Regions from separate parts of the Mus musculus genome. Here all the other regions are linked to region 2. A link is a loop called in an ENCODE intact Hi-C map of the cell type or tissue named here. Cell type or tissue: heart. All regions are shown on one strand. Links, peaks and the distances in the headings refer to the core of each region. The heading gives the core; the rest is flanking DNA. Region 1 has its middle 14 kb from the start of Dlx3. Region 2 overlaps Col1a1 (collagen, type I, alpha 1). Region 3 holds the start of Pdk2 (pyruvate dehydrogenase kinase, isoenzyme 2). Region 4 overlaps Ppp1r9b (protein phosphatase 1, regulatory subunit 9B).

The links. Hi-C counts contacts between places; a loop is a spot of excess contacts. Peaks named below come from ENCODE experiments on the same cell type or tissue, not always from the same donor. Only the 100,000 strongest peaks of a DNase experiment are listed, where the experiment ranks them.
Region 1: a loop joins it to region 2, with 2.7 times the contacts of the local background. A loop is called at or near these places in 7 of 42 quality-filtered maps.
Region 3: a loop joins it to region 2, with 4 times the contacts of the local background. A loop is called at or near these places in 9 of 42 quality-filtered maps.
Region 4: a loop joins it to region 2, with 4 times the contacts of the local background. A loop is called at or near these places in 8 of 42 quality-filtered maps.

Annotation. Positions count from the first base shown.
Region 1 is chr11:95,103,804-95,109,304 of GRCm38, forward strand. No RefSeq gene overlaps it. Among named protein-coding and RNA genes, the nearest start is that of Dlx3, 14 kb to the right of the region's middle. In heart, for the core only: a CTCF peak has its summit at 3,245 (motif pointing left); DNase peaks (open chromatin) are centred at 1,838, 2,341, 2,858 and 3,248; H3K4me3 peaks cover 491 bases; H3K27ac peaks cover 740 bases; H3K27me3 peaks cover 474 bases.
Region 2 is chr11:94,936,597-94,942,097 of GRCm38, forward strand. Col1a1 (collagen, type I, alpha 1) reads left to right here. Exons shown (of 51, transcript NM_007742.4): 2 at 1,314-1,508; 3 at 1,631-1,662; 4 at 1,782-1,817; 5 at 1,908-2,009; 6 at 2,795-2,863; 7 at 3,101-3,145; 8 at 3,308-3,361; 9 at 3,522-3,575; 10 at 3,949-4,002; 11 at 4,122-4,175; 12 at 4,506-4,559; 13 at 4,641-4,685; 14 at 4,784-4,837; 15 at 4,951-4,995; 2 more. Among named protein-coding and RNA genes, the nearest start is that of Col1a1, 3.1 kb to the left of the region's middle. In heart, for the core only: a CTCF peak has its summit at 2,867 (motif pointing right); DNase peaks (open chromatin) are centred at 1,875 and 2,895; H3K4me3 peaks cover 60 bases; H3K27me3 peaks cover 1,471 bases.
Region 3 is chr11:95,039,789-95,045,289 of GRCm38, forward strand. Pdk2 (pyruvate dehydrogenase kinase, isoenzyme 2) reads right to left here and starts at 1,583. Exons shown (of 11, transcript NM_133667.2): 1 at 1,351-1,583. The coding sequence starts at 1,468. Itga3 (integrin alpha 3) reads right to left here. Exons shown (of 26, transcript NM_013565.3): 26 at 4,687-5,501. In heart, for the core only: a CTCF peak has its summit at 2,594 (motif pointing left); DNase peaks (open chromatin) are centred at 1,673 and 2,603; H3K4me3 peaks cover 1,484 bases; H3K27ac peaks cover 1,449 bases.
Region 4 is chr11:94,997,920-95,003,420 of GRCm38, forward strand. It overlaps Ppp1r9b (protein phosphatase 1, regulatory subunit 9B), which reads left to right. Exons shown (of 10, transcript NM_172261.3): 3 at 75-195; 4 at 2,288-2,392; 5 at 3,300-3,435; 6 at 3,923-4,075; 7 at 4,160-4,213. Among named protein-coding and RNA genes, the nearest start is that of Gm51875, 8.7 kb to the right of the region's middle. In heart, for the core only: a CTCF peak has its summit at 3,459 (motif pointing left); DNase peaks (open chromatin) are centred at 2,822, 3,322, 3,854 and 4,232; H3K27ac peaks cover 1,729 bases.

The sequences.
Region 1 (5,501 bases), core at 1,768-4,267, 170 kb after region 2:
GTTTTGACACGGACTCACAATATTACCTTGGGTTGGTCTGAAACTCTCTGTGTTTACCAGGCTGTCCTCAAACTCACAGAGATCTGCCTGCCTCTGACTCACATGTTTATGCATGTGTCTGTGCATGTGTGTGTATGCCTGCCATACCACACATGTAGAGGTGAGAGAACAACTTTGGGGAACTGGTTCTCTCCTTCCACTGATTAGAACCCAGGGCTGGAGTGAACACTATCAGGTTCCAGTGCCTTCCAGCCTGAACCATCTCTGTCCCACGACTCTCTCTCTTTACACAAATAAACAGGCACCAACACACCAGGAGACACAGTAAATTACTTATGCTAAGAAATGGTGACATCTGCGCCTAGGGTCAAACCATCACAAACTTCAAAGCTTACCAATCACTTGGGAAGCAGGAGCACCCAAGACCAAAACATGTCAGGTACACTGACGAGTCAGCTGGTCACTTGTCACAAACTCTGTCCAGGAAGATTATCCTATCCTAGGGCTCCTGCCCCTGTCTCTGTGCATCCGCTGTTTCTCCTGCTCGTGACATTCATCCTGCTTCAAACTGATCCTCAAATGGCCTGTCACCTGGACTTATTTATTTACTTAGCTTGACAGCTGTGTGGCGGAGTAGCTCTGGGCCTTTGGTTCATAAAATTTCTTATCTGGTTTCCTTCCTGTAGTAGGACTCCTTATCTGGTCCTCCACAGACTTCCTTGAACTTCAGGTCAGCTCTGCCTCCCGCAGGACAGTCAGTCGGCCTGTAACCTGTGCATCTGTGTGTTCTTGCGAGAAGTGTTAGTGTGGACTCTGACAGCTAATATTAGGAGTTGAGATTAGAATCAAAGAAACTGTTAACAACCACAGGAAAAAATCAGAACAACTGGCAAATCTCTGCCAACCGAACCAAGGCGGCTTGGGAATGTATTGTTTTTTTTCAATAAATTCTGATATTGTGGAGGACACAACGCTCTATGTTTCTGATGTAATATGTTGAGGATAACTGGGGATGTGGCTCATGGGTTGATGTTTGACTATCATACCCCATTTTAGCATTAGGACAACACTGTTGAAGTACTAACCAAACCAATACCTAGGTGCTTCTGAGAAGACTGGCAGGCATCTTAGCCAGAGAGTAAGTGACCTAGGTACAGGTGGGAGGCAGGAAGGCTGGCCTTCACCGTTAGCCTTGTAAAGACGGGAAGGGAGCTCTGAAAAGAAATCGCTCCAGGATAGAGAGAGTCAGGAAAAGAGAAGGAGGGGGGAGGGGAGAGGGAAGGGGGGGAGGAGGAGGAGGAGGAGGAGGAGGAGGAGGAGGAGGAGGTGGTAAGGGCTAGGGGAACCAGGGCTGGAAACCCAGAACACGGTGTTCCCAAGGGTGGAAGGGACCATGGCCATAGAAGGCAAGTCCTAGACCCAAGACACATAGAAAATGGTCAGAGCAGAAGCAGTCTGCACGAAATAAATTCTACTCACCTGTCTCTCGACTCACATCAGCATTCAGAGATGGAAGAGAGAAGGCAGCTGAGAAGGGCAGGGGGCGGGGACAGAACATAAAACAAAACAAAAAAAATCCGAGGGGAACAGAGCAGGAAGAGAAAGAGAGCCACCGAGAGGAGACCTTGGAGCAGCGCACAGTGTTGAAGAAGACCTCTGAGGGGTGCAGGGAAGGAGCGAACAGAGATAGCCCCGCAGAAGCCCAGCTAAAGCAGACCCACAGACCCAGACCAAGGACTTTAAGCCGCCCCCACCCCCACCCCCCGCCCGCATTCTTCCTTCCGGCTGACCTCCCCGACTCAGCCCGGAGGGAATGCGCGGAATGTGATGAACTGATAAAGAGCGGAACTCCCACTCCACCTGGCACCCGAGCGCTTGGCGCGCCAGGCCTTGCCCACCTCTTAGATGTACTTGCAGGGAACACAACACTAATGGGGAAGAGGACTGCTAGGGAGGTCTCAGTAGAGCGCCTCGGATGTGGGGCCAGCGGCCAGATGCCAGAGCTGTGGGCACAGCTAGATGCCTCCCAGCTGAGCTGTGCTGTGAGTCGCCAGACCCGGGACCCTGGATAAGGGAGGATGTGAGCTGGGGCAGAAGTGGCAGATCTCTTCTGGAATCAGAAACCTGTTCAAAGAATGGTTTCCAAGATACTCTCTGTCCCCTGTAGGCTCAGCATCCTTAGGGTGTAAACCCTTGAAGCCCCGTGGTTCTTATTAAGGTGGGAAGCAGGCACCTCCACGTTAGATCAGGGCAACTCCTTGGGCAAAGGGTGCCAGGTACTGGGTGAGTTCCTCAGTGCCGCCTCCTACACATCACCCTGCTTGGCACAGGTGGGTGGGTCCCCATGATCTCCTTCTACACATAGTTGTGTGCAGTAGACCACCTTCATCTGGACCATGCATGCAGGGCTCTGTGTGAGGAACTAAGGCCTGGGCAGTGTACAACCCCAAACTCCCTGGTCTTTAGAGGATGTCCTTAGGAGGGGACCCTGTCAACAGCCAAAGAGAAGATGCTTCCAACACACCGGAAACTAGTGACATGGGGGGTGGGGTGGGGGGACGGAGGAGGGGCAGCGAGGGAGATTCGAAGAAAACAGATGGATTCCCAAGCATCCCAGGCCCAGGCGTCTCTAGTACCCATCCTCAGCTCCCTGGCTACTTCTGAGAAAAGCTGCTGAAGAGAGCAGAAGGAAGCAGCAGGAGAGGGGGCTGGGATTGGCGGTTTGAGGTTGAGCGTGTTTAGAGGAAGAAGAGAGATGGGGAAAACCTCAGCCCCAGGGACCATTGTGTGGCTACACCTGAGACCCGCTGCGGGCGACCTGATACAGGGCAGCGATCCAAACATTGCGCAGGGCCCACTGCCTGCTGGCTCTGCTACAGAGGGAAAGGATAGGAGCACCATCCCAAGTGGCTGCAGCGGGAAGAAACCCAGGCAGTCCGCCATGTGGCTTAAGACCTGGCCCACAGACACCTGCCGCCATTGTAGGCCTGACCAGCGACAGCCTGTACCGCCCGCTGAGCAGAGAGGGAGGGTGAAGTGCCTAGAACATCCGTCCACCTTGTCCTAGCCACATCTAAAACAGTGCCTCCTGGCACAAAAATGTGCTTGGGGAATAGAAACCATGAATGAATGATAATCGAATAAATGACCGAAGGATGAATAAGCAAACCCATCACTCAACCGAGTTATCCTAATTCCCAGCCGCTAGTCCTTTGGAAGTGGGCGGGCCTGCCACCTGGTGGTGACCATGGTAACTGCAGTCACTATAAGCGCCTGCCCCCACAGTGTAGGTAGGATCTGGAATTGGCTCTTCCTCAGGTTAGCCTTGAATTCACAATCCTCTTATCTTGAGATCATAGGCTTATGAGTGTGTGGCGCGAGCCACTTACAATTCTTCGTAGAAAGAGACTTCTAGGGCTGGAGAGATGGCTCAGCGGTTAAGAGCACTGACTGCTCTTCCAGAGATTATTCATTCAATTCCCAGCAACCATCTGTAATGGGATCCAATGCCCTCTTCTGGTGTGTCTGGGGACAGCTACAGTGTACCCCTATACATAAAATAATTCTTTTTAAAAAATAAAAAAGGAAGAGACTTCTAATGCTTGGAAAAGTCCACCTCCAGTTTGATCTTTTTTCCTCTCTCTTGTCCCACCAAACAAAGAGAGGGTAGGCAGGGGGCTTCCTGCCCTCCCCACAGAGAAACAGAAGAGCTATAATGAACTCTGGCTGCTGCCCTCTGCCTTTTTTCCAACATCTGAATCTACAAAGTCAGTGGATGTCTCTCAACTCAAGTGAAGAAACTGCCCGGCTGCTCTCCCTTGAGAGGGCAGGTCCAGCCAGCCCAGAGCCACATGCCACTATTGGCTGGGACAGAGATGAGAACCACCAGAGTCAAGGCTCCAACTGGGTGACATGCCTCTGCTCTGAAGACAGAAGGCATCACTGTGTGCCTTTGGGCAGGTCTCTCTCCCTCTCTGAGCTTCATTCTACATTGGTAAAATTGGGGCTCTGACACACTGCGGCTTTGTCTGTCTGTCCTGGATAAACACCCTCAGCATCTCTCTCCACCCTCTACCTTCTCTTCCCCCTTTATCCTGCATCTCAGCCTCCAGGGCCAGTTGCAGGACACATGGATGCTCAACTGTGTATTTGTTTTCTATTGTTGGAAGGACACGCCCAGATGTGATGAACTCACTGATATTTACTCTGGCATTCCCACTAGGTATAGAACCCCAATTTGACTGGGACAAATCAAGTCTCATAGGCCCTCGGAGGATGGGGCCTTGGAAGGGCACAGCCTGTTTGACAGCAGCAGGTAGAAGTATCCATGTGACTCCTTGTCCCTGTCCCAATCCTGGTTGAAGTGCCCTGCCCCTGAAGCCTCCATGGTGTCCCACAGAGGCCAGCCCCATTCTGGGGGACACTGTCTCAATCCTACAAACCTGCTTCTTTGTGCCATAGACTCAGTGTTCAACTCAGGCAGGGCCCAGGCTGCCAGGCTGTCTCACACACTGCTCCAACTACTGAGATTTCCTATCAAGCTCACAGGACTAGGCAGGTAACTTGGCTGTTGTTTTTGTTGTATCTCTTCCTATCTTAAGATAAAATCTGGGGCTGGAAAGATAGCTCAGTGTTGTGTTAGAAGCACAGCTCCAGACAGACCACACCAGGCCAAAGAGAGAGAGAGAGAGAGAGAGAGAGAGAGATCAGCGGGAGGGGTCTTCCTTTTATTTGGATAGTGATGTAGCCGCAGGTAAAGGTGGGAAGTGAGCCAAGTGGATTCTGGCAATATGGTGGCGGTTGCCTTGGCAACAGGTGTGCAGGTCGCTGTCGCCTAGGTGAATTGTCAATGGGTTCGGAGCCAATCCTGACACCAACACTCAGTGATTAAGAGCACTCCTTGCTCTTCCAGAGGTCATGAGTTCAATTCCCAGCAGCCACATGGTGGCTCACAACCATCTGTAATGGGATCCAATGCCCTCTTCTGGCACACAGGTGTACATGCAGATAGAGCACTCATATACATAAAATATATAAATAAATCTTTTTAAAAAGTAAAATCCTGGGGCTTTTCTCTACTTGCTCCTCCCAGATGTTCTGGGGAGGCACCTCTACTCATCTCCGGGGAAACAGAGTTTGTGTGGGCCCTGGGAGGTTTATTGTAAGGAATTGGATAACATGACCGCAGAGGCTGACATGTCCCAGAAGTCAGCTGCACATAAAATTAGCCGTCCATGGAGCCTAACTCCCTCTATGTACCCACCCTTTTGGGAACAAAGGCTGCTGTTAGATATTGTGCATCATCCAGGGACCATCAGGGTTGAACCTAGAGTGGGGAAAACCCAGGGAACCTAGCAAGTGACTAGTCAGATGGGCTGAAAGGGGCGTGGACTCCCATGAGTCACTGTGCTTCCATACAGGGAAGTAAGGTATCCCTGCTTAGCTCCACAGAGCCACAATCATGTCCAGGTGACTGGGCTACAGGAATCCAGGGAGAGAAG
Region 2 (5,501 bases), core at 1,699-4,198:
ACCCTGTTGAGCAGATGAGGGGGAGCAGTTCTCAGAAGTGGAGCCTTGCATGAGATGGCCCAGGAAGAAATTTCAAGCACCCATCTGTAGCACAACAGGAAAAGTGGGAATCTGGACACGGGTTGGGGCAGAGTACGTCGAAAATGAAATAAGGCCTCTGGAATAGAGATTCGGAGCTCAAGATGTAAAAGCTATCAAAAAGGCTGCGGGATGATTCATAAGGAAAGATTGTTTGCCCTCTCTGCAGGCTAGACAGTGTTGCTGGGGCCTCCGGGGTGCTGGGCTCTCGGGGGGGGGGGAGGGGACGCACGGAGAGGGCGGGTTGCTGGATGAGAAAGTTTGGCTAGGACTTGACTGGGCGCGGTCCCTGTGCCTCCTGCTGGCCAGCCGAGAGCACTACGAGTCCTGGTACAGCACTTTACAGCGCACAGGCTGAGAAGGAAAACCTGGGTTATTGCGGACCCTCATCTCCAGACTAGGAAAATAAAAGCAGGGATGGATGGGGTAGCTCTGGTCTTTGAAAGAAGTGACCCAGGCCGAGTAAAAGTCGGTCCGCCCCTGCATTGCTTAGTTTTGCCCGCCACCTAGTGGTTGCCTTGATCAGGTCCTGGAGCGGTGGGCGTGGTTAACTCATCATTACTATTTGTAGACTTGACTTCTTTGGCTAAGGAGATTCCAAAGCACTACTGGCTTTGAAGGACCCGGCTTGTCTAGTTAGCAAGTTTTCAAGATTCCTGGGAGCTGGAAATTGGGATGTATCTAACTTTAGGGATACATTTTACTACACTGGACAGGGCTCCACTGAAATCAGCCCCTCCACATTGTAGCCCCGCCCATTCCGCCCCACCTGCCCCGGGAAAGGAGGTGGGACCAGGGCTGAATTTCCCCTTCTCTCCTCCCACCCCCGCCTCCTGTCTCCGCGCAAACCACGTCCCACGAGCCCCCACCTACTGCGTAGGAGCCCTCCTACTCTCCTTCAGCAGGCTTTTTTATTTCATTTGGTTCCCGCGCGCGTGGGCTGAAGTTGTTTGGAAGAAACCCCAGTCTAGAGCTTTGTTTAAATTCCTGAGAACTGGGACGTTATAGTCCTGGCCAGGCGCCCTGGTGCTGTCACTGAACGTCGCCGATATGGAGCAGACCTGCATTTAAGGATTTGAGGGAAGAATATAGGGAGTGGGGGGAAAGATTCAGGAAGTGGGAAGTCTCCGTGCGCCTCTTAGACAGGGCAAAGAGTGAGTAAGGCTGGGATCCCTGGTGCTCCGGGGTAAGGTCTCTGACCCGCACACATCCTGTGTCTCTTCCCATTTGCTCAGTCCCTGAAGTCAGCTGCATACACAATGGCCTAAGGGTCCCCAATGGTGAGACGTGGAAACCCGAGGTATGCTTGATCTGTATCTGCCACAATGGCACGGCTGTGTGCGATGACGTGCAATGCAATGAAGAACTGGACTGTCCCAACCCCCAAAGACGGGAGGGCGAGTGCTGTGCTTTCTGCCCGGAAGAATACGGTACGGTTCTGGTCCTAGGGTTAAGGGAGGTTGGAGTCCCTCCCTCGCCTATGTCTTGAAAGCCTATAACACCCCCAGGTACCTTAGTAAATTTACTTCTAACTGAACGTTTTTCTCCCCAGTATCACCAAACTCAGAAGATGTAGGAGTCGAGGTAATAATCTGCTCCCTACTTTCCTCCCACCCGTCCACGACCCCCACTGTCCTCCAATAAACTGCAGTTTTCTTTGCTTCTCTTAACGGCCTTTTGTTTCTTCATCCTCAACCCCACAGGGACCCAAGGGAGACCCTGGCCCCCAAGGCCCAAGGGTAAGCATCGTATTCTAAATGAGCTGGGAAACTGGAGGGGGCGTGGCTCTGATTTGTGCTCATAGCAGCCCCCTCCGTCTCTTGGTGCAGGGACCCGTTGGCCCCCCTGGACGAGATGGCATCCCTGGACAGCCTGGACTTCCTGGTCCTCCTGGTCCCCCTGGGCCCCCCGGACCCCCTGGCCTTGGAGGAGTAAGTAGATCTTGGAGACCCCAGAGGGGTGTGACTTCCCGTTTTGTTTGTTTGTTTGTCTGTCTGTTTGTTTGTTTTTCTTTGCTTTGGTTTTGTCAGACATAGTTTTCTATTTTAAAATAATTATAAACTTACAGAAAATAGAATAGAATAGAACTTCTATACACTCTTCAACACAACCGCTTTGCCACTTTCTGGGCACCCAGTTCTCTATGTCGCTGTATGTCCTGGACCATTTGAGACATAAGTTGCCAAGAACGTGCCCGTGACTTACGATCTTAAGTGCATTTCCTAAGAGCAAGGGCATTCTATGGAACCATAGCACCAAATTTAATGTTGATCTAGCCTGATTAATATTGCCTGATATGCAATCTCATTTGCAGATTTCACCAATGCCTCCCAAAATGTTCTTTATAGCATTTCTCCCGCCCCCTTCCTGTCTAAGACCGCCAATTGCATTCCATTGTCTCATTCCTTTGGTTCCCACAAATGTAGACTGTTTCTGAGACTCTATGTCATCCTTGACTTGGGAAGGTTTTGAAGAGTCTGGCTGTTGGGCAGAGGGTGTTATTTTATAGGTTCTTCTGTAGTTTGGGATTGTCTGGTTAGATTAAATTCAGTCGAGGTGTCTGGTACAGGAATATCTTACAGGCTATATTGCTGTCTCCCTGAGTTAATTACTTCCGGAAGCCTACATCCGTTTGTCCCATTACTGCTAATGCCTCCTGGCTTTCAATTTACCATCCAGAGTCCAATTTCTCACACATTCTCTCTTGTTTTTCTAGAACTTTGCTTCCCAGATGTCCTATGGCTATGATGAAAAATCAGCTGGAGTTTCCGTGCCTGGCCCCATGGTGAGCCACCAGGGGGAGCAGTGACCACACAGAGGATAGGCATCCCGAAGAGAAAGGCCAATGATGTCCTGCAAGGGGGTGGTACAGATAGCTTGGGAGGTAAAGGCCACCTTAGGGACTTGAGATCTACAGTAGATGCAAGTCAGACAGTGATCCCCACAGGAAGAGGTAGAAACAGATTTCTGCCATACTGCCTTTATTCACAGATATCAAAAGCCCCTCTTTTTCCTTCTGTAGGGTCCTTCTGGTCCTCGTGGTCTCCCTGGCCCCCCTGGTGCACCTGTACGTATCTAAGGGTCTTCATGGATCATTTTGGGCATGTACTGTTGCGGGGGTGGGGGAGATGGGGATGAGGGCAGAAGGCTGGTAGACATCTCTTGTAAGAGGGAGACAGCCCGGGAGGAACCTGCCTTTCTGAGCCTATCCTTCTCTCGTGTTCTTCAGGGTCCACAAGGTTTCCAAGGCCCCCCTGGTGAACCTGGCGAGCCTGGCGGTTCAGTAAGTTAGTCCTCCATGCCGACACACCTCCATCTCCACAAATTCTCCTATGGAAAGTCACCTGTACTGAGAGAGGGGTAGCTTGTCACCTCCTCGCTCCAGTCTTCCTCCTTATTGTCTCTCATCTAAGAGTTCTAAATGCTTCTCCTGTCCCCTCTAGGGTCCAATGGGTCCCCGAGGTCCCCCTGGCCCTCCTGGCAAGAATGGAGATGATGTAAGTACCCCTGGGGAAAGACACTATCAAATCCTGTGGCCTTCTCTATGTGGGTCCTGAAATCTTCCCAGCAGGGTCTCAGCACCAATAACCAGGAGAAGTCAAGATGACCCTTGGCAGTCATCTTTCCACTGAATAGAATGTTTTAGTGAGGCAGCCTCCATCCCCACTTGCATCCTCACCCCCATCCATCTCCATCCCTTGGAGTAATCCAGGTTTAAGAGTTCTGGGTGAGCAGATGTGGAAATGAATACACCACTGTAGATATAAACTGAGTTTTAGGTTAGAAGTTAGATTTGGTCCCTTAAACTGAATCCACCCTTCAATGGGGGATAGAGGAGCATTGCCATAATGGGCTTTTCTCTCTCTGTAGGGGGAAGCTGGCAAGCCCGGCCGTCCTGGTGAGCGTGGACCTCCTGGACCTCAGGTGAGCAGGATGTGAGGGTGGGCCCAGGGCTTACTGCACTGGGGATACATTTAGGAGCAATAGTCACAGAGCCCTTCCTTCTGACACCCTTCCAAGTCCTCATTTGCCTTTCTCTCCAGGGTGCTCGTGGATTGCCTGGAACAGCTGGCCTCCCTGGAATGAAGGGACACCGAGTAAGTCTCTTTGGAGTCACTGAAGCTCCCAAAGCCCCAAGTCACCATTCTCTCCCCTTCCCTAAGAGATCCTGTTGTGAATCATGTTAGATGGTAGCTAGAGATATCTCAAAGGTCATAGGTTAGACATCTGAAAGGACTTCCTTTTGTGGGGGAAGAAGTCCCAATAAAGAGACTGGCTGGATGATAGGTGAATTGGGATCTACTTTAGCTCAGAGACAGAGAGATGGCTGGAGATCTTCCAAAAATTATTGTCAAATCCATGTGGGTGTCAAAGTGGTATACTCCCCCAACAGGGGTCTTACTTCATCTCTTTTCCCCCCCATTAAGGGCTTCAGTGGTTTGGATGGTGCCAAAGGAGATGCTGGTCCTGCTGGTCCTAAGGTAAGATACTGATGAGAGGTCCTGAATGACCTGTGCCCAACAGTCCTACTATGAATGCTTCACTCTGTTCTCTGTTCCTAGGGAGAGCCCGGCAGTCCTGGTGAAAACGGAGCTCCTGGCCAGATGGTAAGTAGGCCAGCTTGAGTGACAGGGGGCGCTCCAAGAGGGAGGCTGCAGAAGAGGGTGTCTCCATCTCATTCGACCTCCCTTGGTTTCGTTTTTAGGGTCCCCGAGGTCTGCCCGGTGAGAGAGGTCGCCCTGGACCTCCTGGCACTGCTGTAAGTACTCCTGCCCCCCTTGGATGCCCCGGGCTCTGGTTGCAGTTCCCTGGGGACTAAGGGTACTGGCCACTGCTCAGGGGACATAATTGGGCTTCCCCTCTCTCTTACAGGGTGCTCGCGGTAACGATGGTGCTGTTGGTGCTGCTGGACCCCCTGTAAGTATGGCCTTGACTTTGAGTATGGGAGTAGGGTGAGACCTCAGGGTCAGCTCTTGGGGCTGACATCAACTTTTGAAACTTAGAAGCTCTTAGTCTCCTCCACCTTGTAGCTAAACTTCCATTTCATCCACAGGGTCCCACCGGCCCCACTGGCCCTCCTGGCTTCCCTGGTGCAGTTGGTGCTAAGGTGAGGCACGTTCTTTCTTTGAACATGATTGTCATAGGCAATGGGCTAGGCATCACCCAGATCAGAGAAGCCCAGGGTGGCAAGAATGAAGCACACTCTACAATCCTGGACTCAATCCTGGTGTCCCCTTCCTAGCTCTCAAAGTCCTCGTCCTTGCTCCCCCGCCCTCCAACACCTGACATACAGAAGTAATGCTGGCTGCCCCAATCTGATTTGTCCTTTCCTCCGATCTAGGGTGAAGCTGGTCCCCAAGGAGCTAGAGGCTCTGAAGGTCCCCAGGGTGTGCGTGGTGAGCCCGGACCCCCTGGCCCTGCTG
Region 3 (5,501 bases), core at 1,260-3,759, 100 kb after region 2:
TCCATCTCTCTAGGTGGGCACTCATCACAGGGGGCTAGCCCAGGGTGCAGAGGCACCTAAGAAATCCTTTTCTCCATGGGGTGCTAGGACTAGGTTCCCAGGACTGTAGGAACTCAGCATTATCCCTGAGGCAGGCCATCTCATCTAGGCTGAGGAGACAGATGAATGCCAATGTAGAATTGGCCATGTTAATGACCATCTGTGAGGCAAATGGGGACCTTGGTCCAGGGTCAAGATTAACAGGCAGTAGAGGAATGAGCTGTGTCAGCTAGAGACAGGAGACCTAGGATCAACAGCAGGCGATGCTTCTGTAACTTACTGTATATCATCAGCAGTTTTCCCCAGATAGGTGGACCGAACTACGGCCAAGTCCCTTCTAGCTGTGGCATTCATTTGGCGGGGACTTGGAGTGGGCCCTGGAGGATTTCCTACACAAGCAAAGCTCACAACTCCAACTGAACAGGGAGTAACAAGGCATATCCTGGAAAACAGGTGCCCAAGTCCTGTCGGCCATCTTCCTGTCCTCCTGCCTGTGACACAGCCAACTCTTGAGAGACCTGGGTCCACTCCCTACACCAGCTGGCACCAGGGAATACCTTGCAGACAGATGGGGGCCACACAACGTCTCCATCCTCCACTCCGCAAAGCTTTCTCCTGCCCCAAAGCCACCTCCACCCTCAGAACACCGAGTGGGTGATCTTCAGAAACCCAGGGGTAGCCATAGGAGGGTGAAAGCCACCTGACTACCTCATGGTAAGTTGGGCTCTGCCCAGCTAGGAACCGCTGCCAGGTCAGAACAGATTTGATCTTCAAGTGTCCTTGCCCAGTGGGCAGCTGCAGTGGGTGGAGGCTCACCAGTCAGGGGAGTTCCCCTGTTAGCACCTCCTACTTCAAGGGGCCCCCTTCCCACCTGCCCTGGCTTTTCTCCCTTGCTCTGTTCAGAAGTACCCCGCCCTTCGTGCACAGCACAGGTCTTCCAGATGGCTGAATCTCCTTAGCACTCCAACAGCACGTCTCCTGTTTACTCTTGGCTGCCCACTCTCAGTGGCCGGGATCTCCCACTAACTCTATCATGTCTGGATAGGGTCCTATGCCCTCACTGTCTCTTACTCTCCACGATCCCTCGCAACGCTTTCTCCGCGCCCCCATTCTTAGTTAACTGTGAAGGGGGCACTCTTAACTCTTTGTGGGCAGCCAGGTTGGCCTCGCCGTTTACCCATTCCTGTCCATACTCTTCCAAGCCAACCCTCCTACCACCCAGGACCTCTTCCTCCGATGTTAACCTCTCATTGCCAGGGTCTCCTTCCCCGCGCCCACAGCCCCCGGTGCCCGCCTACGCCGACTCCGTACCGAAGTCTAGAAACTGCTTCATGGACAACGGGGACGGGGAGAACTTGCTGAAGTGCTCGATGTACTTGGGTGCCCCTGCCAGGGACGCATTCTTCAACAGCGCCCGGACCCAGCGCATGGCGACGGCGCCTGCGGCTCGGGCTTGGATCTCGCTGCTGTCCCGGGGCTGGAGGCGCTGGCACCGGCCGTCAGCTCGGCCCAGCTTAGCCGGGAGACGGGCTTCGGCCGCCTCCTCCCTACCCTTGCCCTGGCGATGCCTCCAACGCCTAGCCAATCGGCTTGTCCCGGCGCCCCGACGTCGCCAATGGGCGCGCACAAACAACTCTGGGAGAACCAATAGCCTTGCGCTTCGACACGTGGCTCTCCTCGAGGCCCACCTCCTTAACCGTGAAGGTGCTGGAGACGGCCTGTTGTTTTCCTGGGCTGTGCTCAAGTCCCGCCTCCTGTCGCCAACTACACTTCTTGGGGGCCAGCCCCGAGTTAACCCTTTCTTCCCCAGAGTCCCGCTAACCCTTCGTTTGACGTTCTACTTTCCCTGGTTCTTTCCCCTGTCTCCTTCTTTAAAACCTCCCTTCCCTGCCCTGTCCCTTTCCTAAAGGCACCTGTTTGACCTGACAACCTGCTTACCTGCTCTGCTATAGGGGCTCACAGTGGTTTCTCACTCCTATGATGGACCCAGAATGAACACTTGCAAAATCCGAAACCAGTATGCGAGCTTATACTAAGCTATCCTATATGCGTGCAACCCGCTGACTTCCATAAATATCCAAAAAGCCCAAGAAAAGGTCTCTCTCTCTCTCTCTCTCTCTCTTTCGAAAAAGATCCGATATCAGGGTGGGAATGTAGCTCAGAAGGCATGGCACTTGCTCAGTATGCATGAAGCCCTGTATTGATCTCTGGTACTTGGAAAACAACAACAAAAACAGCCAGAGCCAAACCCCCTTAGGACTGGCAGAGGCGGGAGCAGGAGCTATGGTCAGTGCTAATTTTAGTTAAGTTCCATTTTATTATTACCTCGCTCATTTGACTGAGCATAAAACCTTGCGCGTCTTGCACAACCACCTAAGAAGGTAACCTTCTGTGCACCTAACCCGAGACGAGCAACTGTCTGTGCCGCTGGCTTCCTTATTGCGAGTCCCCAGGAGCTAAGGCATCTTAGTGGTTAGCGGCTTGGGAGCCCAGCCCAGTCTTCCTAGCAGTTCCCTGCCTCTTCCCTGAGAAATGTCATGCGCCCTCTTTTGGTAAAACTTGGTATGTGCCCCACTCTCTGGGCCTTCCTAGGTTCATTACTATTGATTATCCAGTGGTTTCCCGGCCTTTACTATGGCCCTGTGAAGCACAGACAGGATTGAGGTTTGGCCTTTAGGAAGTCCTGGTGCTCCTCTTGGAGGCTGAGGCAGGAGGAGATCTGTCCAAGGCCCACCTGAGGCAGTGTGAGTTTAAGTCCAGCCTGGGTAATTTAGTAAGATCTTTTCTCCAAAAGGTAGAGAAGGTGGGTTTGAGCTGGTAGTAACTCAGTAATAGAGTGTTTTCCTAGAATATGCAAGACTATGGGTTTGATCCTCAACCCCCCCACCCCACACACACACACACTGCAAGTTATAACAGTTTAACTGTAGCCAACACAAAACAAGAGTTCACCTTGGAAAGCGTAATGCTGTGGGCCAGGCACTGCTTGCTGGATTATTATATCGTTTCCTCCATTTTATAGGCAGGAAAACAGAATTAGCAAGCATTCTCAACTACAAATCTGGCCTGGTTGGTTCCAACACACAGAGCCTTTTCACTTGAAAAAAAAAAAAGTATCGGTGTATACCTTTAATCCCAGGCAGAGGCAGGAGGATCTCAGAGTCTAAGGCCAGTCTGGTCTACAGAATGAGTTCCAGGACAGCCAGGGCTACACAGAGAAACCCTGTCTTTAAAAAAAAAAACAAAAAACAAAACAAAAAAAAACCCAAAAAAAATTTTTTAAAGGATCTATTTATAATCTGTATGTGTGTGCACCCAAGTGAGTTTTTGCATACCACAGCACATAGGTGTCTGTGGGGCTGGAGGGCATCTGCTTGCCTGGAATTGGAGTTACAGGCGGTTACGAAGCTGGTGTAGATGCTGGGAACGCAGCCCAGGGCCTGTGCAAAAGCACACACAGTAAGTACTCTTAACTGCTGAGCCATTTCTCCTGGTCCACCTTTCCACCTCTTACTGGAGCCTTTCCAGTTATCCCAGTATCCACTTTGGCTCCATTCCTTAGCTTCATCTTTTCAGATTGCCAGGCTCAACAACTCCCAACTCCATCTACCTGCCGCCTTGCCCCAGCCTCTAATCTTTAAACCACTGACAATGCTATCTCTTTTTACTTGGAGAGGTGGTGGGGTGGGGGTGGGGTTCTGGATCGTTCTTCTCAACCTCCTGTACCTATTCTTCAGGTCTTGGCTGCTTAGCCATGTCCTTTTGCTGAGCTCCTGGGCTGGGCTGGGCTCCCTACGTGCCTCTCCTGATCTTAGGATGACATGAGAGCTTCTCACAAAGTGGGCTAACTGCTGATTCGTGGGTCTTCCCCACTGGACTTTAGTTTAAGGAGGACACGGGTTGTGTCTGACCTAGTCGTTGCTTTATTTGCAGTGCTGAACACACAGCCTGGCATGTAGTAGAGCAGACAGACAGAAGAAAGGAAGTGAGGTTGGCAGAGAGGCTTCAGGTCTGTGAGGGAGGATCGCTAGACATCGACCAGCCTAACAATTAGAGGTGGCGGGTAGCACAGAGGGTGTACTTTCAAGGGCCAGGCCAATTGGATGGGACCTCTCTTCCTCCCCCTGCCCCCTCTCTCCCTTCCTAAAGTCAGCTTGGGTCAAACCTGATGATGGACCTAGCACGGGAGAGGATGAGTTCAAGAAACCTGATACCCTATCACGGGAGAGGATGAGTTCAAGACCATCCTGATCCACATAATTTGAGATCAGCTGGGGGTGCGTCAGGTCTGTTCTCAACTCCCCTCCCTCCCTCCTTCCCTCCCTCCCTCCCTCCGTCCCTCCCTCCCTCCCTCCCTCCCTCCCCAAATCCAGGCCAGGAGCGTTTGATGTTAGAATGAACCCAGCAGGAACAGGCCACAACTCTGACAGGTAAAGAAAGCACTCCCCCATGTATGGCGCTCTCCCTAAAACTGGATTTCCGTGAACTCTGTGCTTGAATCAAAATCTCTCATGTGTGGCTTGCTGTGGGGTGCTAGGTCCATCGCCAAGGGACCAGCTAGGGAAGGGTATTACCCCTCCAGACTGAACGGAGATTGGTCAGGACGAGGGGCGTTGGGGCGGGGGCAGGTAGGAGCAGACACAGCAGTACAAACTGGGAACAGTTTATTTATTTTAGTGAGAAGCCCATATACAAAGAAGGCACAGGATCGGGGAAGTTGTTATAGTACCGTGGGGTGGAGGGGACAGAGCTGGGGAGTGGGCCTGCCTGTGGACCGGGATGGGGAGAGGACCTGGGAAATCAGCCTCCACTGCTAGAATGGGGATGCAGCCCCTGGGGGAGGGGAAGAAAGCCACAGGCAGCTCAGAATCTCATCTCTGTGGTCAAGGGAGCAGAGTTAAGTCTGGCCAACTGGGGCAGGGGCTGGGCCCTCCCCTGCCATGCTACATTCAAGTATCACACCCCACGTGGTCTCGTGGGGATCTCCAGGCCTTGCCCAGGCTGAGGTGGTCAGGATGGATCAGAAGTCTCTCCTCTTCATCCTACCAATGTCTGCTGCGCCAGGACCCTGCTCTCTGAAGGATGCCGCCATGCTCCAGGTCAGTCCCAGCACAGTGTGTGCGTCCAGGCTGCCCACGGTCTCTCTTTGTTCCTTCGGGCTGCGTTTCTTGCCAGCTCTCTCTGTAGCCACGATTTTAGAGATGCACCCATAAAGCCCATTCCGGCGACCTGCTTTCTAGTTCATTGCTCTTGCGTCTGAGCACGCAGGTCGTAAGAACATCCCCTGGGTAGCCTTTAGTGTAGCCCTGCGCTCCAGTGCCTGGCAGGAATTGCAGCTGAGCCTGACTGTCTCCTCCGCATCAGTAGTTTTATTCTGGACAGTAAACTCCATCCATTGACAATGGCTCAAGGGGGATTCAGTGTGGAGGAGCCGTGTCCCCACATCAGGGACCTTTTCCTCC
Region 4 (5,501 bases), core at 2,036-4,535, 62 kb after region 2:
CCATCATGGGGTGACTCGTAAGCTTGGGTAGAAGATCCCTGCCAGTCATGGCTTACCCCCCTTCTGCCTCACAGACTCTGAGGGCTTGGGCATCAGCATCATTGGCATGGGCGCCGGAGCCGACATGGGCCTGGAGAAGCTGGGCATCTTCGTCAAGACTGTGACTGAGGGTGGTGCAGCCCATCGGGATGGCAGGTACCACCCTCCCTCCGCTCCCCTCCCCTCCCCAGGTCTCTCTTGGCAGTCATCATCTGGGGTGGGGGGGCGGTAGCCCCTGGGAGGCCTGCGTGTGTGTTGTGTGTGTCTTCGGATGTTCACGGAGCACCGCTGTGCAGGTGCTGTGCCAGGCTTTGGGGTGACAGCCGCAAACAGATGGAAGCCCTCCCCAGGGCCCCACACATTCTGTGGGGGAGGGGTGCGAAGCTCAGCTGTACCTAGTACGGTGTGTACTGGCTTAGGGGGTGTGTTGGCCCTCGCAGGAAGTACACAGGCTGCGTGTCTGGAATAAGGCTTCGCATTTCTTTCCTTTAACAAATACTGAGGGCCTCGCTCCCACTGGGCTGGTGCCAGGGCCTGGCAGTCAATGTAGAGGGCCTTACCCTCGGAAAGCAAGCAGTGTAGTAAAGTAGACAGATACCAGACAGAACAAACAGACTGGAAGAGTGGAGAGGAATATATGAAAGCCCAAAGTAGGAGAGCCTAGCCAGGAGTGGTGGCGCATGCCTTTAGTACTGACACTTGGGAGGCAGAGGCAGGTGCATTTCTGTGAGTTCGAGGCCAGCCTGGTCTACAAAGAGAGTTCCAGGACAGCCATAGCTATACACAGAGAAACCCTGTTCAAAACACAAAACAAACAAACAATAAAGTATGAGGGCCTGACCACTCTGACAGGTGGGCTTCTTGGAAGAAGTGATATTGAAAGAGCTGCAGGCCAAGCAGGAGCTAGCAAGGCCAAGTGAGGATATATAAAAGGTTCCTTGTAGTCAGGTGGAGTGGCTTAAGCCTTTAATCCCAGCATTTGGGAGGCAGAAGCAGGTGGATCTATGTGTTTTGAGGCCAGCCTGGTCAACACATAATGAGTTCCCAGATAGCCAGGAGTACATAGTGAGATCCTGTCTTGAAAAACAAAACGAAAATAAATAGAGATAAAAGGTTCCCTGTGAGCACAGAGCATCATGCATGCAGCATGACTCTGCCAGCTGAGCTATGTGCCCCCAGCCAGGTGGAAACCAATGGGGCAGGAATGTAGATAGCCAGGGATGCAGGGATGGATAGGATTGGGCTAGTTGTGGCCATGTTCTGGAGCCAAGGCTGCTCATTGCGTGTGCATAGGTGTGTGTGCCTGTGTGAAATATCTGTGGCCAGAGGCCTGGGGTTCCGTAAGTCAGAAGGTTCTCGAAGGGCATTAGAGCTCTGGCACCCGGGCTCCTCTGTGCCAGGTTTTCGGTTGTGTGTGTTGCAGGGGGAGGAAGTGGGAACGGCTAGGCTTTCCCTCAGGAAAGCTGTGAAGGGTTGACACCCACACCCCCTCCACGTGCCAGGCATGAGTGGTGAGGGCTGGGTTACTGTAGGTAGGGTCATGTTAGAGGCATGGGGGCCCACGTAAGAGGGCTTTTGCCTGCTGCAGCATAGGTGGCAGGAAAGCAGCGGGGACAGAAAGGATGGCGTCCTTCGGGCACTTCCCTCCCTTTCCAGAGCTTGGCCATTGCCACCTGTGTGCTAGCAGAGCAGGTATGTCAGCATCCTGGGCGAAGGTGGCCTATAAGGGGGAAAACTGCTCGCCTCAGGCATTCTCTCTATTTCCACCTGAAGCCCCAAGAGGCTCAAAACCTCCCAGGAGGTGGAAGAAGATATCCAAGTCTTCCCCCATCTTCTGCTCTTGTGTGTGTGTGGGGGGCAGGACACCCCCACAGCTAGATTGTGCCGGGGTGTGCAACTTTGTGGATGTGGATTGGTGTGTGAGCAGGAGAGGAGAACGCTTGGGTTCAAGGCATTTGGGTGGGCATTGGGGTAGTGGCATATGTCATGTAAAAATGAGCTCTGAGCAGGTCACATCACCCCATTGAGTATGACTGGAGACAAGAGTATGGTTGTTCCAGGAAGTATGCTGGCCACCTTTCGTAGTCCTGGATAACTGCATCTGTGTTGCCTGGCTCTCTCTCGGTTCTCTCGGACCTTTTCTGGGAACCTTGTCGGGACTGAGCCTTGAGTTTCCAGTGGGAAGAGTCCACCTTTAACCCAGCTCCTGTCCCTCTCATGACCCCCTAACCAACCTCACTTTCCCTAGGATCCAAGTGAACGACCTGCTGGTGGAGGTGGATGGGACGAGCCTGGTGGGAGTGACCCAGAGCTTTGCAGCCTCTGTACTTAGGAACACCAAAGGCCGAGTGCGGTGAGAGTCAAGGGAACAGTCAGAAAGCTGGTCCTCTCCGCACCAGGTCCCTGCCCGGGGAATTGTGCCTGCAGCCCCCTGCCAGGCCTGCCTTCCCATCCTGAGATCCCTGATCACCACTGAGACTCAGGCTTCCACTCTCCTTGTTCCTCCATGTTCTCCTCTCGGTTTATTCTCCTCTTCTTCTGCCTCTGGCTCGCCTATGGAAAACCAAACTAGCTTCTCCCACCTAGAGCTTCATCCCAGGTCCTGTTGGGCTCCACTAAGTCTGTGTGCTCCTCTGGCAGGTCACCTGGGAACTGCTGCCTGCCCCACTTCTAGAGGGGCACTGCCCCCAGGAAAGGGTGTTAGAGAGAAACAGGATGTGGGTGGCCAGGGGAGGGGGGAGGAGCTGATGCCTGGAAGTCCCACTGTTTCCTCCCCGTGCTAATCTGCAGTTGCCATCATCCTGCCCCTTCCTGACCCGGGGCTTGGAGCACACCCAAGTCACACCTCTACAGGCTATTCCCCATTCCCGAGGATGGGCCATTTTGCCCACTCCTGTGCTGTTGGCTTGGCTTGGCTTTGTGGTTGTTGTTTCCTCTTTGGTGGGAACAGCTCCTATGCCGAGAGCCCCTGAGCCCATGTCCCCTGTAGCCCCGAAGCATGGTTGACAGCCCCTTCCCACAGCTGGCCAGGAAGGTGAGCAGGTCTTCCTGCTTCTCCTGGTAGGCAGCCATGTGAGAGCCCCAGCTCCCCTATTCATTATTTATTCTACAGCTTCTGGACTCAGGCTCTCAGTTCACCTCCCCTGGGAGGGCCTAGGTTTGGAGGGAGGGCCCCACACAACAAGGAAGGCAGTGGCATTCCCAGCTGTAGCCAGGCTGGGGTGACGCCAGAATGACAGATGACTCTGGTGCCCCTGCAGGTTCATGATTGGCCGGGAGCGGCCTGGAGAACAGAGTGAAGTGGCCCAGCTAATTCAGCAGACCTTGGAGCAGGAGCGATGGCAGCGGGAGATGATGGAGCAGAGATACGCCCAGTATGGAGAGGATGATGAGGAGGTAGGGCCGTGACTGCCCTCTGGTGGTTAGATGAAGCAGCGCACTCATTTGCCTCAACTACTTTTTCCAGGCTTGGTAAAACAAAAAGCAAAAAACAAAACAATAACAACAAAAAACCCCCAAGTCCCAGGGGAACTTATGGTCTGAGAGAGAAGCAGACCCTCCCCTCAGAGAACTCCGGGTCAAACAGGAGAGTCCCACTCTTCTGCCTCCCTATAATTAGAAGGAAAACACAGTCCTCTCTGAGTCTTTTCTCTGGGGGGAGCCCCTAATCTAGGGAGCCTGATTAGGAGAGCGATGGGTCCTCAAGGAAGCCGAGTTATGGAGGAAACAGTACAGGGGGTTCTGCAGGCCTGCAGTGTCCCTATTCTAGCCGTGGAGACCCCCCAGTCCAACATGAGCATACTGCTGCTGGTGTCCGGCCTGGCTGCAGGGTTGCTGAGGGAAGTGGAGTAGATGGACCCACATTGCCTGCATCCCTCCACAGACAGGAGAGTATGCCACCGACGAAGATGAAGAACTGAGCCCAACGTTCCCAGGGGGTGAAATGGCCATTGAGGTGTTTGAACTAGCAGAGAACGAGGATGCGCTGTCCCCCGTGGAGATGGAGCCCGAAAAGCTGGTGCACAAGTTCAAGGAGGTTGGAAAAGGGGGGCCCTGGGACAGTGGGGGAAGGCAGATGGGTAGCTGGCCCTAGGAGCTGAGTGCCACCCTCTGTCCGCAGCTCCAGATCAAGCATGCTGTCACTGAAGCGGAAATCCAGCAGCTGAAACGGAAGGTGAGGGTGCGCGTGCCTGTGTGCTCGTGAGTGCCTGCTGAAGACCCCGGCTGAACGCTGGAGGAGGGAGCTCTGCCTTCACACAGGCAGCCTCCTAACATACGACGGTTTACCATGGGCTACTGTGAGACCAGGGATATCAGGATTAAGGGCCCAAGAGCTCTGGCCCATCTGTTCCCCTATTCATTCACTTGGGTGTCTTCCCCCTCATATGTAAGGTGTGGTATAAGAGCATAGAGCTGGGTAGATGAGAAGCCACTGGGACGATATATGGAAATCCTGCAGCAGAGCCAGGAAGGCTGCAGCCTGCTTTAGGGTCAGTGCTCAGTCGAGAGTCAGTATCAGCAAGTCCACGGTGATGAACCAAGTCTTACTCCTTGTGTATGTGTGTCCTGCTCAGCAGCCATCCACTCTGCACGGGCCCTGAGATAAGATAGAGACTTTTTGACACAGTGGTGCATATAGTGACACACGCCAGCCTGAATCCACAGACCCATTCAGTTAGACACCTACACACTCCGTCTGCACCGATAATGATTTCCAGACACCCGTGATCGATTCTGTCAGGGGCATTGTGGCCTGAGTAGGTAGACCCATTCTGTCCTTGAGGTTCCAGAAGCGCACAGACACAACCACCATTCAGGCCACCCGGCCTAGGAAGAGTGTCAGAGGACGTGCACAGTTTTACCTGGGCCAGCAGCACACATGCTCGTACTAACAGCACCAGCTGGTAACCACACATGGCTACTGTACATGCCTACCAGATGCTTACAAGCACATTGGGTACCCACACGCTCCCAGGCATTGGAGACACACAGATTTCTATATATTGAAGGAGTCCCAACTCCCACGGGGTTTCCGGGATAGTAGGATAAACCAATCTCCAGGGGCCATGGAGATGCAGCACAATAGGAATATGTGTGTCCTCTCCCACATAGATGGAGGAGGGCAGGGGACGGGCATCCAGGGCAGTGCAGGGGTTTCTGGGAGCTTGCAGGCTGACTTTGGAAGGAGGCCTGGTAGGGTATGGTAGCTGTTCCTGCTGAGAGAGGTGAAGAGGCAGCTAGATGGTGGGAAAGCTAGAAAAATCGACACTGTGTAGACCTCACCCTTCAAGAACTGTAGCCTCGGTTCTGCAGGCACGGAGCTGTGGACCCTAGAATTGTGTTCGAAGTTCACCATCTAGGAAATGGGGGCGGGTGTGGGAAGGAGGCTTGGGGGTAAGAAAGACTTGAATATGGACAAACTGGTTAGAGGCTTTGTCGGAGGCTGTCAGGGAGAGTCAGGA